2 separate regions of the Mus musculus genome follow, and region 2 is linked to region 1. Evidence: chromatin contacts called from ENCODE Hi-C or POLR2A ChIA-PET data. All regions are on one chromosome and are shown on one strand. Each heading gives the region's core, a stretch centred on a gene start or an enhancer-like site at or near the end of the contact. The rest is flanking DNA. Distances are from core to core; before and after follow the strand shown. Region 1 holds the start of Ranbp3 (RAN binding protein 3). Region 2 holds the start of Clpp (caseinolytic mitochondrial matrix peptidase proteolytic subunit).

Evidence for each region. A loop is a pair of places that touch in the nucleus more often than their neighbours do. ChIA-PET counts read pairs that join two places held with the same protein, here RNA polymerase II (POLR2A).
Region 2: a loop to region 1 is called in a map of heart, with 27 times the contacts of the local background. The contact joins the promoter of Clpp here to the promoter of Ranbp3 in region 1. A Hi-C loop is called at or near these places in 1 of 37 maps with a recorded cell type or tissue (heart). POLR2A ChIA-PET finds 5 or more read pairs at or near these places in 1 of 5 experiments (embryonic stem cell).

What each region holds. Positions count from the first base shown.
Region 1 is chr17:56,670,888-56,676,435 of GRCm38, forward strand. Ranbp3 (RAN binding protein 3) reads left to right here and starts at 2,338. Exons shown (of 17, transcript NM_001252466.1): 1 at 2,338-2,524. The coding sequence starts at 2,503.
Region 2 is chr17:56,987,705-56,993,252 of GRCm38, forward strand. Clpp (caseinolytic mitochondrial matrix peptidase proteolytic subunit) reads left to right here and starts at 2,560. Exons shown (of 6, transcript NM_017393.2): 1 at 2,560-2,809; 2 at 2,902-2,973; 3 at 3,590-3,686; 4 at 5,122-5,309. The coding sequence starts at 2,624. Gm33509 (a long non-coding RNA gene) reads right to left here and starts at 2,219. Exons shown (of 2, transcript XR_385672.4): 1 at 2,005-2,219; 2 at 458-834.

The sequences.
Region 1 (5,548 bases), core at 1,088-3,587:
TTCCTTGTTCAGTTTACAAAGATCTTTCTGTTATGGCTTGGGGCAGTGGTTCTCACATGGTTCCCCCATTTGAGGGTCACACATCAACTATTTACCTTATGATTCAGAATCGTGGAAAACTTACAGTTATGAGGTAGCAAGGAAATGCTTTTATGGCTGGGGATCACCACACCATGAGGAGCTGTACTAAAAGGTTGCACTATTACGAAGTTTGAGGTCCACTAGTTTAACAAGTTTAGGAGTTTATTGGTTTCTTTTGTTTGTTTGAAATAGGGTCTTACTCTGTAGATCAGGTTGGACTCCATCTCACAGAGATGCACCTGCCCCTCCCTCCTGGGTGCTGGTATTAAGTTCTGTGATAACATAGAGACACTGAGTCACTGTGCAAGGCTCATACAGCACTCAGGAAAACATCATAGTGATGGAAGGTCACAGGGTCAGACAGGGAGGTCCACAGGGGAAAAGGGGACTGAGAAGACCTGGAGCAATGGCTTGACTGGTAAAGCATTTGGACAGGAGTTCAAATCCCAGCACCCACGTGAGAAGCCAGGATGGCTAGGAGGGCCTGTGACCCTAGCCCAGTGTAGCTCCAGGTTGAGTGAGGGAGGCTGTCTGAAGTGAATAAAGCAGACACATAGAGCAGGATCCCCAACCCCCCTACTTCTTCATGTACACTTGCTGTGCACATACATCCACACTCACCACATACACCAGGGAGACAGAAGGTTGCGTTGTATGCACACATTCATGTTCCCAGGAGTTGGAAGCTGAGGCAGGGGGATTACTGAAAACTCCAGACCAGCCTGAGCTATGTAATGACACTCTCTTTCAAAACTAAAAACCAAAAACCAAAACCAAAACCATTGAACCTGGGTATGATGGTGACATATGTTAGCCTAACTTTCTGGCTGTGCCGGCAGGAGGATCAGAAGTACATGGGCACCCTCATCTACAAAGCCATTTCGAGGGCAGTCTGGGCTACATAAAATACTCAAAACTGGGGGTGGGGGGGGAGAAAGAAAGTGTGAGTGAGCTCTTTTTTTTTTTTTTTTTTTTTCGAGACAGGGTTTCTCTGTGTAGCCCTGGCTGTCCTGGAACTCACTCTGTAGACCAGGCTGGCCTCGAACTCAGAGATCTGCCTGCCTCTGCCTCCCAAGTGCTGGGATTAAAGGCATGTGCCACCACGCCCGGCAAGAGTGAGTTCTATATCTGTGGCCCCAGCACTTGGGAAGATGAGGCAGGAGAATTTTGAGTTCAAGACCAGACTGGACTACACTGTGACAGTGTCTCCCTATCTCACAGATCTATAGGAGTATACCCAGATTTAAAATACGTAGTAGCTGCTTTCAGGTGTCTTGTCAGTATGCAAAGGTGAATATAGGTTTGGTTTTCCATTCTCCCTTCCTTTCTTTCTTCCTTACTTCTTCTTCTTCTTCTTCTTCTCTCTCTCTCTCTCTCTCTCTCTCTCTCTCTCTCTCTCTCTCTCTCTCTCTCTTTCTTTCTTTTTTCCAGACAGGGTTTCTCTGTATAGCCCTGGCTGTCCTGGAACTCACTCTGTAGACCAGACTGCCCTCGAACTCAGAAATCCGCCTGCCTCTGCCTCCCGAGTGCTGGGATTAAAGGCGTACGCCACCACGCCTGGCCTGAGTTCTTAGCACCCACATAGTTGGCTTAGACCGGTCACCCACAGTCCAGTTCCAGGATAGCCTTTCCTTTTTTAGCCTTTTGTAGGCACTGCACACACATAGCACTCATACACAAATACATCTTTTCTTATTACTTATTGTTTGTTTGTTTTCAAGACATAGTCTGTGTAGCCCTGGACCAGGCTGCTCTCAAACGGAGATCCTCTTGCGTCTGCCTGAGTGCTGGGATTAAAGGCGTGCGCACCAATGCCAAGTCTAATGCCCAGAGAGGTTAAGAGTCTAGTTTTATTAGGACATCCTGTGTTTGAAATCTAGGGTGACCTCTGACTTTGCCTCTTCCTCAACCACCCCAAATAGCCATAGGAAAGCTGTGTGAAAGGGCCTGGCTTCTGATTCAGGGACATGGGCCACTCCTTCCTGTACGCGGAATCGCTAAAAAGCCTACCTAGGCTCACGCCAGAGAAACAAACAGAGAAAGTGGCGGGATGGCAGTCAGGACAGCAAGCAGCGGCACGTCTCTCCTGCGCATGCGTGGGGCTCGGCCATCCTCCTCCCCCCCCCCCACCTCCTTAACATGCTGCCAATGCTAGGAGCTCAGGACCAATAGCAAACTGGCGCTGCCTGTGCGCATGCGTGCCACGCTAGCCACACCCTCTTCCCTTTGCGGGCGGGAAGAGGCGGGCGGAGAGCCGTTACTGCGCAGGCGCGCGGCCGGAGCTCTAGCGGGTGCGAGCTTCCCTCCTCCTCACACCGGCGCTGGCTTATGGGATGCGCAGGCGCAGAACTCTCCCAGCAGAAAGCCCTCGGAGCCCGGGGGCCGGGCGCGGGGCCTTGTGGGAGGGCTTAAGGAAGTAAAATGGCGGACCTGGCGAACGAAGGTAGGGGAGGCGCCGCCGGGGGCCAGCTGGCGGCAGGCGGGCGCGGGGCGGGAAGTCAAGGGAGCCCCAGAGTCGAAGGGCGAGCGCTTCAGGTTGTGGGAGTTCGGCCTCACCCGGTCTGGGCACCCAGCGGGCCCCCCTACCGTGGAGTCTGGTCCCCGGCCGGGTTCCTCGCGGCAGCCCCGGCTTCTGCCTCCTCCCGACCTCGAGGCTCCTCGGCCGCGCCGCGACCGCCTCCCACCCCCCACCCCCACCCCACGCCTTCCGGCCTCGCAGGCCGCCCGGGGAGCCCAACGGGCCTTGAGACGCGGCTCCGCGGCCTCGAACGAGGCGGGCGAGACCTCCGAGCCTGCTCGCGGGCCCAGCCCGCCACGCTCCCTTCCCCGCTTCCCTCGCCTGGGGCCTGGGCCTCCTTCCCCGGCATAGCCTCAGGCTCAGGTCCGGCTCTCCTTCATCCCGCGAAGGTGCTCGGCCACCCCGACCTGTAGCTTACACCCCGAGGTCTGCTTAAACCCGGACCGGGCGCCCCTATTCCCGCCACAGGGCTCCAGGTCCTTTGAGGTGCACTTGATGCCCCCCATTTAGGCCTGGCCATCTGATCTTGAAACTCCTAACTGCTTCTTCACATCCCGTTTTTATTTTTGACACCGTGAAACCTCCCCTCTGGAGTCGACATCCCATTTAAGGGGTTTGAATATGGTAGGACTACCCAGTTGTTGCAGAACCTGCACGTCTCTTCCTACCAGTCTTCAGAGTCCTTTGGAGTGCAGCTTACATCCCCTGATTTAGGCTTGGCCACCTGATCTGTATTTCCTAATTCAGTGGTTCTCAATCTTCTTAATGCCGTGACCCTTAAATATAGTTCCTCATTGTGGTGACCCCAACCATAAAATTATTTTTGTTACTTCTTCATAACTAGCTTTGCTACTGTTATGAATGGTAATGTAAATGTTTCTGGATTTCCTATTTAGACATTTGCCAAAGGGGTGGCAACCCACAGGTTGAGCACTGATATACTAATTGCTTCCACACCCCCTTTTGCCCCGTGGCCCTGACTCCCTGAGCACTCTGGGATGTAACACTTTCTCAGTCAGCCTGATGCTTGACACCCAGTGGTGGCCCCTTCGGGGCTCCTCCAGGGTTCAGTTTGGGGACTTCAGGGTCTGTTTTTTTTGTTTTTTGTTTTTTAGATTTATTTATTTTTATTTATCTAAGTACACTGGAGCTGTCTTCAGACACATACCAGAAGAGTACATAGGATCCCATTACAGTAGTTGTGAGCCACCATGTGGTTGCTAGGAATTGAACTCAGGACCCCTGAAAGAGCAGTCAGTACTCTTAACTGCTTAGCCATCTCTCTAGCCCCCAGAGGTCTATTTTCAGCCCTGTCCTTTTTCCTTAACAACTACAGTCAGGCTGTTAGCAGGGACGTGGTACTTCACTATGCACTATGCAGTGACATGTAGTCTGAGGCTTCTGTAGAACACCCAGGGACATGGGGTCCTTCAGAGAGTACACTGGGAGGGACTGGGCATTGGGAGGTATTTACACTCCATCCAGGCCTTGAAGGGTAGATGCAGGTAAGTCAGTTACTAGAGGCAGGTCAGGAAGCAGAGCTGTGTGAACCTGCATAGTCTGGGTAAGCCGCCCCGCCCCCCCCCCCCCCTTACCTATTTTACACAAGCCATTGAGGATGGAGGCAGTAGAGGGAGCCAGGGAAGTAGAGATTGATGTGATGTGCTTTGTGGGTTGGTTGGTTTGTTTGTTTGTTTTTCAAGACAGGGTTTCTCTGTGTAGCCCTGGCTGTCCCAGAACTCACTTTGTAGACCAGGCTGACCTTGAACTCAGAAATCTGCCTGCCTCTGCCTCCCAAGTGCTGGGATTGAAGGCGTACACCACTACTGCGTGGCATGGGTGTGTTTTAAACACAGACTCCTTTTAAAAATTAGGGGATTTTAGTTGGTTTGACAGAGTCTCATATAGCCCAGGTTGCTCTCAGGTTCACAGCTCTAGCCTTGAAGTCCTGACCCTGCGGACTCTACCTCCCAAGTGCTGGGATGACTGGAATATACAGAACATGGGGCTCGTGCCATGGAGGTCTCCTTTATAGTGGGTAATATCCTGTGTAGAACAGAATCCCATCCCAGAAAGTCACCCAGACCTCAACCTGTTATGGTTGTCAATGGGAATTTTTCTCTTACCCCAAGACTTTGAAGTGCTTAGGAGTCCTCTTCTGTGCCTGCCTCCACTGCCTCCAAGGAGGCCTCTTTCCCTTCTGCCTCTTTTCATCCAGCACCTTAATCAGAAGCTAGAGTAGCTTCTACACAGACCCTTCCTCCTGACTGCTCTGCTCTGACCTGCCTTCCTCTTCCTTGCTGGGCTCCTGGATGTCCTCTGTCTGGAGTGCCCCCCTCCCTGGTGGTCTGTTCTTAATGATACTTTACTCATGAGGAATTCCCAGACTGCCTGTTTTTTTGGTGGCCACCTTTCCTATCGCCTCTGCCCTGCTTTATTTCTTGACTTCAGCTGTCAGCCAACTAAGCCATGCTCTGCTGGTGCAGAAGCACTGCTAAGGCAGGAGTTTCTCCTTCTCTATCACTAGTAGGCTCCTGCTTTTGGAGCAGTGCTTGATACAGAGGCCATCCAAGAGCTCTTCCATGGAAAAGGAAGGTTTTGTTGGTGGAAGGAGTTTGTTGATCAGGACTGACTGGGAGTGAGAGTACACTTTGCCTTGGAGTACAGTTTGCACGTTGTCACCTGGGGCTCGGTCGTCTTGTGGCGCCCATACATTGTTCACTGTCAATACACACTGCTTGTAAAGTGAAGATGGAGAATGTTTGGTTTTGAAGTTTGTGGCTAGGAAGGTCTGTGCCTGCCTGCTGTCTATCCTCTGACATTACTTCTGTCACAGTCTTCTCAGGAGGTGAAGTGTTTGTGCCTTACATCCATCATTTCTGAATCAGTCATTTTGTGTTTCCAGAATACCCCATCTCTTGAGCATGTTCCTAGCATGGTGTTTGATAT
Region 2 (5,548 bases), core at 1,310-3,809, 320 kb after region 1:
CTGCAGAGTGGGGCGTGGTGGTGCATACCTTTTAATCCTAGTATTTGGGAGGCAGAGGCAGGCAGATCTCTGAGTTTGAGGCCAGCCTAGTCTTCTATAGAGCAAATTCTAGAACAGCCAGGGCTACACACACACACACACACACACACACACACACACAATCTAGAAAAAAAAATGGTATGTACCACTATGCCCTGGCTTGTTTTTCTTTTAACGGCTTATTTATTTATTCCTTGGTTTTTCAAGGCAGGGTTTCCCTGAGTGCTGGGATTAAAGGTGTACACTACCACATCTGGACTATTTCTTTATTTTTTTGGGGGGGGGTGAGACAGGGTTTCTCTGTATAGTCCTGGCTGTCCTGGAACTCACTTTGTAGACCAGGCTGGCCTTGAACTCAGAAATCCGCCTGCCTCTGCCTCTCAAGTGCTGGGATTAAAGGCATGCGCCACCACGCCCGGCTATTTTTATCTTTTATTCTTTAACAATTTCACACATTTATACCAAGTGTTTACTCAGAATTATTGCTCTTCCTCCCAACACTCCTGGCACAGCCTCCTCCCACCTTCATGTCCCTTTTCTGTAACACATGGAGTCCAGGAACTGCTGCCTGCTGGGACACTGGCTGATCTAGCTGGGTTGATCTTGTCCAGCTGCTGTGAGGTCACAAGGATGATGGCCACCAGACATCCATTAGACAACCTTTCACAGCTCTTGCCCCTCTTAGAGCAAGCACTCGTAGCCAGTTCTTCCTCTGCATTCGGACTTGAGAGCCTCTGAATTTCCCGCTTCCTGCTGCAAAGTGAAGCATCTCTGACGAGGGCCCAGAGCGGCAATCTATGGGGACAAATATTCAGAAGGCAGTTTCACAGCACAACCATTTGGCAGAGCAACGGAAGGCAAGTTTCTCTCCTTGTTGTGTAACCTTGGAGTGTGGGCTCTAGTCAGGTTATAGCACTGAGCGTGGTCCCCTCCTGCAGAGCAGCCTTGAGTTCACCATAGCTCTCATGCCACCAGTGCACCAGCAGCCACATCTTGCCACCAGATGGAGTTGCAGCACTCGAGGTCCACCCCTGGATAAGACCACTTATGACTTTTGTCATAAGTGGTCTTATCCAGACCAAATGTTACCTTCTGGTACTATGAAATTGAATCAGCTGGGAGGAAATCTCCAGGTCAATTCCAGTTTGGTTTCTGCATGACCCATGAAGACACCAAAGTGACTGGTGTCTTCAGCAACTGAGTCTTGTCATCTAATTATGGTGAGCAACCCAGAGTAATGACAAGAGCCTGTGTCGTTTGGAGAGCTCTAGGGAAAAACATCTCTGGCTTTTGATGGTCATGTCTGGCTTTTATGCAATTTAAAGGTACAAGTCTCCAGTTACGCAAGTGTATCTTCCTCAGGGAACATGGCAACCGCTTTAAGTAATGCTTACATCAGGCGACAATTAAGAAAGTTCCAGAATGTGCCTGAGGTGGTAGCAGAGCATGATGTCTCAGCCCGATACAGATGTATTGTAAAGGAGCCTAGCACAGGGCAGAGGGGAGTGACACGTGGGAAAAAGTGTGGCTGCTAAAAAGAGTTGCACTGACTGCTCTTCCCAAGGTCCTAAGTTCAAATCCCAGCAACCACATGGTGGCTTACAACCACCCTTAATGAGATCTGACGCCCTCTTCTGGTGCATCTGAAGACAGCTACAGTGTACTTATGAATAATAATAAATAAATCTATATCTAAATATCTATATCTATATTATTTTTTTAAAAGAGTTGCAGGGAAGACAAAGAAGATGAATGCAGAGGTGATTGCCTGACTGTCGCAGGTTCAATGGCTCAGTTTCACCTCTTCCAAGAGCCTCCAGCTGCAACGTAGGCACAGACGAGGCAGGTATGGCGGTGGGGGGAGCTCCCAGAATCTTGGTCTTACGGCGACAGATCGAGATGGCGGGCACAGTATTTCTCAAGGTATAGGACCATGCACATGGACAGTAGGCACTGTCTACCTACCCTCCAGTTTTACTTGGACAAAAAAGGAACGCTTCTAGAAAGCTGGACGCCCTCTGAAAACGAATACAGGTGTAGCGAACGTCCAGAACTTGTGGCAAGATCCAGGCCTCCTCTCCTATCTCAGTGTTCACAATGCCCTAAACTACATTGTTCAATAAATCCCCTGGCGATTCCTGGTCTAAGTCCTGTCCCAGAGACACTCTCCTCCTTTCTCTAGCGAGCCTATACGGGAGTCAGGGGTCGCAAAGCAGCTGGGAATTGTAGTTCTGGAAGATCAATTGGTTACAGGCCAGCACGTGGACCTGATTGCTGCGGGACGATGGTGGTGGGCTGGTGCGTCCCCTAAGCCTCTTCTCACCCTTTGGTGAGCACCTCCGTGAGCTTCTTCCCGCGTGGGCACCGGGAACAGCGCAACCTCGTCCGAGAACTTCCATGGGACTAATACGCGGGTTTTTCTTATTTATTCGAACGCCTACCTCTAACGAGGACCCCACCCACAGACTTATCCCCGCCTTCTTCAGTTCCGCTTATTCTGTTCTCGGAAGTGGATGAGCCAGTGACTCCCGCAAAGCACGCCGGGTGTTGTAGTTCCGGAAGCCAAGCCGGAGTGCGCGTCGTCATGTGGCCCAGAGTGCTGCTGGGGGAGGCCCGGGTGGCTGTGGACGGATGTCGCGCTCTGTTGTCTCGCCTTGCCGTGCATTTCTCCCCGCCATGGACTGCTGTGAGCTGCTCACCCCTGCGGAGGAGCCTGCATGGAACTGCGACGCGAGCTTTCCCGCTCATCCCCATAGTGGTGGAGCAGACGGTACGGTGACCTGATGGGGACATGGCGCGGAGGCTTGTAGTCGGTCGGCGTGCAAGGGAGGATGACCTTTCACATCTTCTTTTCCCACGAAGGGTCGAGGCGAGCGCGCTTATGACATATACTCGAGGCTGTTGCGGGAACGCATCGTGTGCGTCATGGGCCCGGTGAGCGACCCCGGTCCTTCCCGGGCACACCTTGTTGTCTCACCAACATTTATCCTTTGTCAAGCTCTGTGTCATATAACCCCCTCTTCCCCCTCATCCTTGGTGACCTCCTAGACCCTAGGCCCTAGACCCTGACCTTAAACATTCTTTAAAAAAAAAAAAAAAAAACTTGAGCAAAATTTTTGCTTTGTAGTACAGGCTAGCCCCTACCTTTCCATCGTCCTGCCATAGCTTCCCAAACGTTGGAATGTAAAATGTGCATTCTTACCATAGTCTGCTGTTGTCAGCCATTCTTTGTTTCAGTTTATCCTTTGGTCTTCTGAGTCAGGGTCCCAGGCTGGCCTTGAACTCCCCATGTAGCTGACAGGACATTTGAGGGAGGGATGAGGTTCCTAAACCAGACCAGGTGTAGGCAGTGCTTAAACCCAGGGCCTTTTGCCTGCTAGGAGAGCACTCCGTCCCAGTCTTGTCCCCAGCTTAGGGTCTTCCACTATCTGGGGCTTCCCCAGCCATCTCTTCCTGTGCTGGAAATTCCTGGTTCCCAGGGCCTCAACTCCTTAAGCCTCTATCCATCCCACCTTCAACCTGAGGATACCTCTGCTCTCCCCACCTGCAGATTGACGACAGTGTGGCCAGTCTGGTCATTGCCCAGCTGTTGTTCTTACAGTCTGAAAGCAACAAGAAGCCCATTCATATGTATATCAACAGCCCAGGTAAGCCAGGACAGCCTGGTTGTGGGGTCAGAGATAGCCCCTTTGGGGAAGACATGCAGCCTTGTGCCTCCTACAGAATCTAAAATTTAAAATCGCTCAAAGCAGGGTATGGTAGTGCACACATTTAATTCCTGCACTTGGGAGGCAGAGGCAGGCTGATTTCTGAATTCGAGACCAGCCTGGTCTACAGAGTGAGTTCCAGGATAGCCAGAGCTACACAGAGAAGAACTCTTATCTCGAAAAACAAACAAACAAAAAAAAGTAAGAAAGAAAGAAAGAAACCCTTTCTCGAAAAAAAACAAAAAAAAACAAAAAGAGAGAGAGAGAAAAAAATCACTCTAAGACGGTCTCTCACTGGCCTGGAACTTTCCAAATATGCTAGTATACCGGGTCAATGAGCCTGAGGGTCCTTCTGCCTCCACCTCCCTAGTGCTAGAATTACAAGTGTGTGCTGCCATGCCTACTTTGTGGGGACTGGGGATCTGAACTTGAGTCCACATACATTTTAGCAACTGAGCAGTCTCCCTTGCTTCGAGAGTAGCTGAATTAAAACAAACAAACAAAGCCTGTTTTGAGACAGAGATAGCCCAGATCCTCTGCAGTCCTCTCACCTTAGGGATTTAGTTTAGCTGAACCACCAAACTCTGAAGAAATAGTTCATTTTTAAGAAAAATATTAAGCCAGGCGGTGGTGGCACACGCCTTTAATCCCAGCACTTGGGAGGCTGAGGCAGGCAGATTTCTGGGTTCGAGGACAGCCTGGTCTACAGAGTGAGTTCTAGGACAGTCAGGCTACACAGAGAAACCCTGTCTTGGAAAAAAGAAAAAAGAAAAGAAAAGAAAAGAAAAAGAAAAGACTGGTTAAAAAAAAGAAAAATATTAAGTTACATTTATTTCTGTGTATATGGATGGGTGAGTACATTCCACTGTGTGTGTGCGTGTAGATTAGAGGACAACCTGTGGGTTTTCCCTGATATGTATGGGTCCATGTGATGTGGGCTCCTGCCTGTCCTGTGGGTCCTGGGAATTGAGTTCAGTTTGTTAGGTTTGGTGGAGAGCACCGTCACCAGATAATACTTCTCAGCTGCTCAAGGCTGGGCGGTTTCAATGACTGGACACTGGGCGGGCTGTCAGTTAGGCACGCATCTGTCTTCTCATCCAGCTCCACGTGGACAGTAAGAAAGCTCGCGTCTGCCTTGTGCTGGGCCCGTGGGCCTGGACGAGCAGGAAGTAGCCAGCTTTACTATGTTGATGCACAGCTGAGAGGTGGCTAACAGCCCTTTGGTTCCTTTTACTTAATTCTGTGTGTGTTGTCACGTGTACGTGTCTGATCATGTCCCCCACCCCACCCCTCAAACAACATTTGCCCTTGTGGCTTGCTGGAAGGGTACTGGGGTAGGATCCCCCTGGGCCCTTACTTGCTCCACTGCCTACAGGTGGTGTGGTAACTGCGGGCCTGGCCATCTACGACACAATGCAGTACATCCTGAACCCCATCTGCACGTGGTGTGTTGGACAGGCTGCCAGCATGGGCTCCCTGCTCCTCGCTGCTGGCAGCCCGGGCATGCGCCATTCACTGCCCAATTCCAGAATCATGATCCACCAGCCCTCTGGAGGAGCCAGGGTGAGTACGCTTTCTGCAGGGACGTCTAGTGGGAACTAGAACGGGAGTGCCGCTCCTTCTTGTTTGTTGGTTGGAGACGGGTCTCATCTTTTAGCCTCAGCTGTGCTGTAGTTCACTCTGTAGATCAGGCTGGCCTCTAGCCTACTGAGATCCTGCTACCACTGCTTTGAGATAAGTATTTTCATGGCTGGGGAGGTACTTCAGGAGTAAGAACGACTGCAAGGCCCTGGGTTCCATTT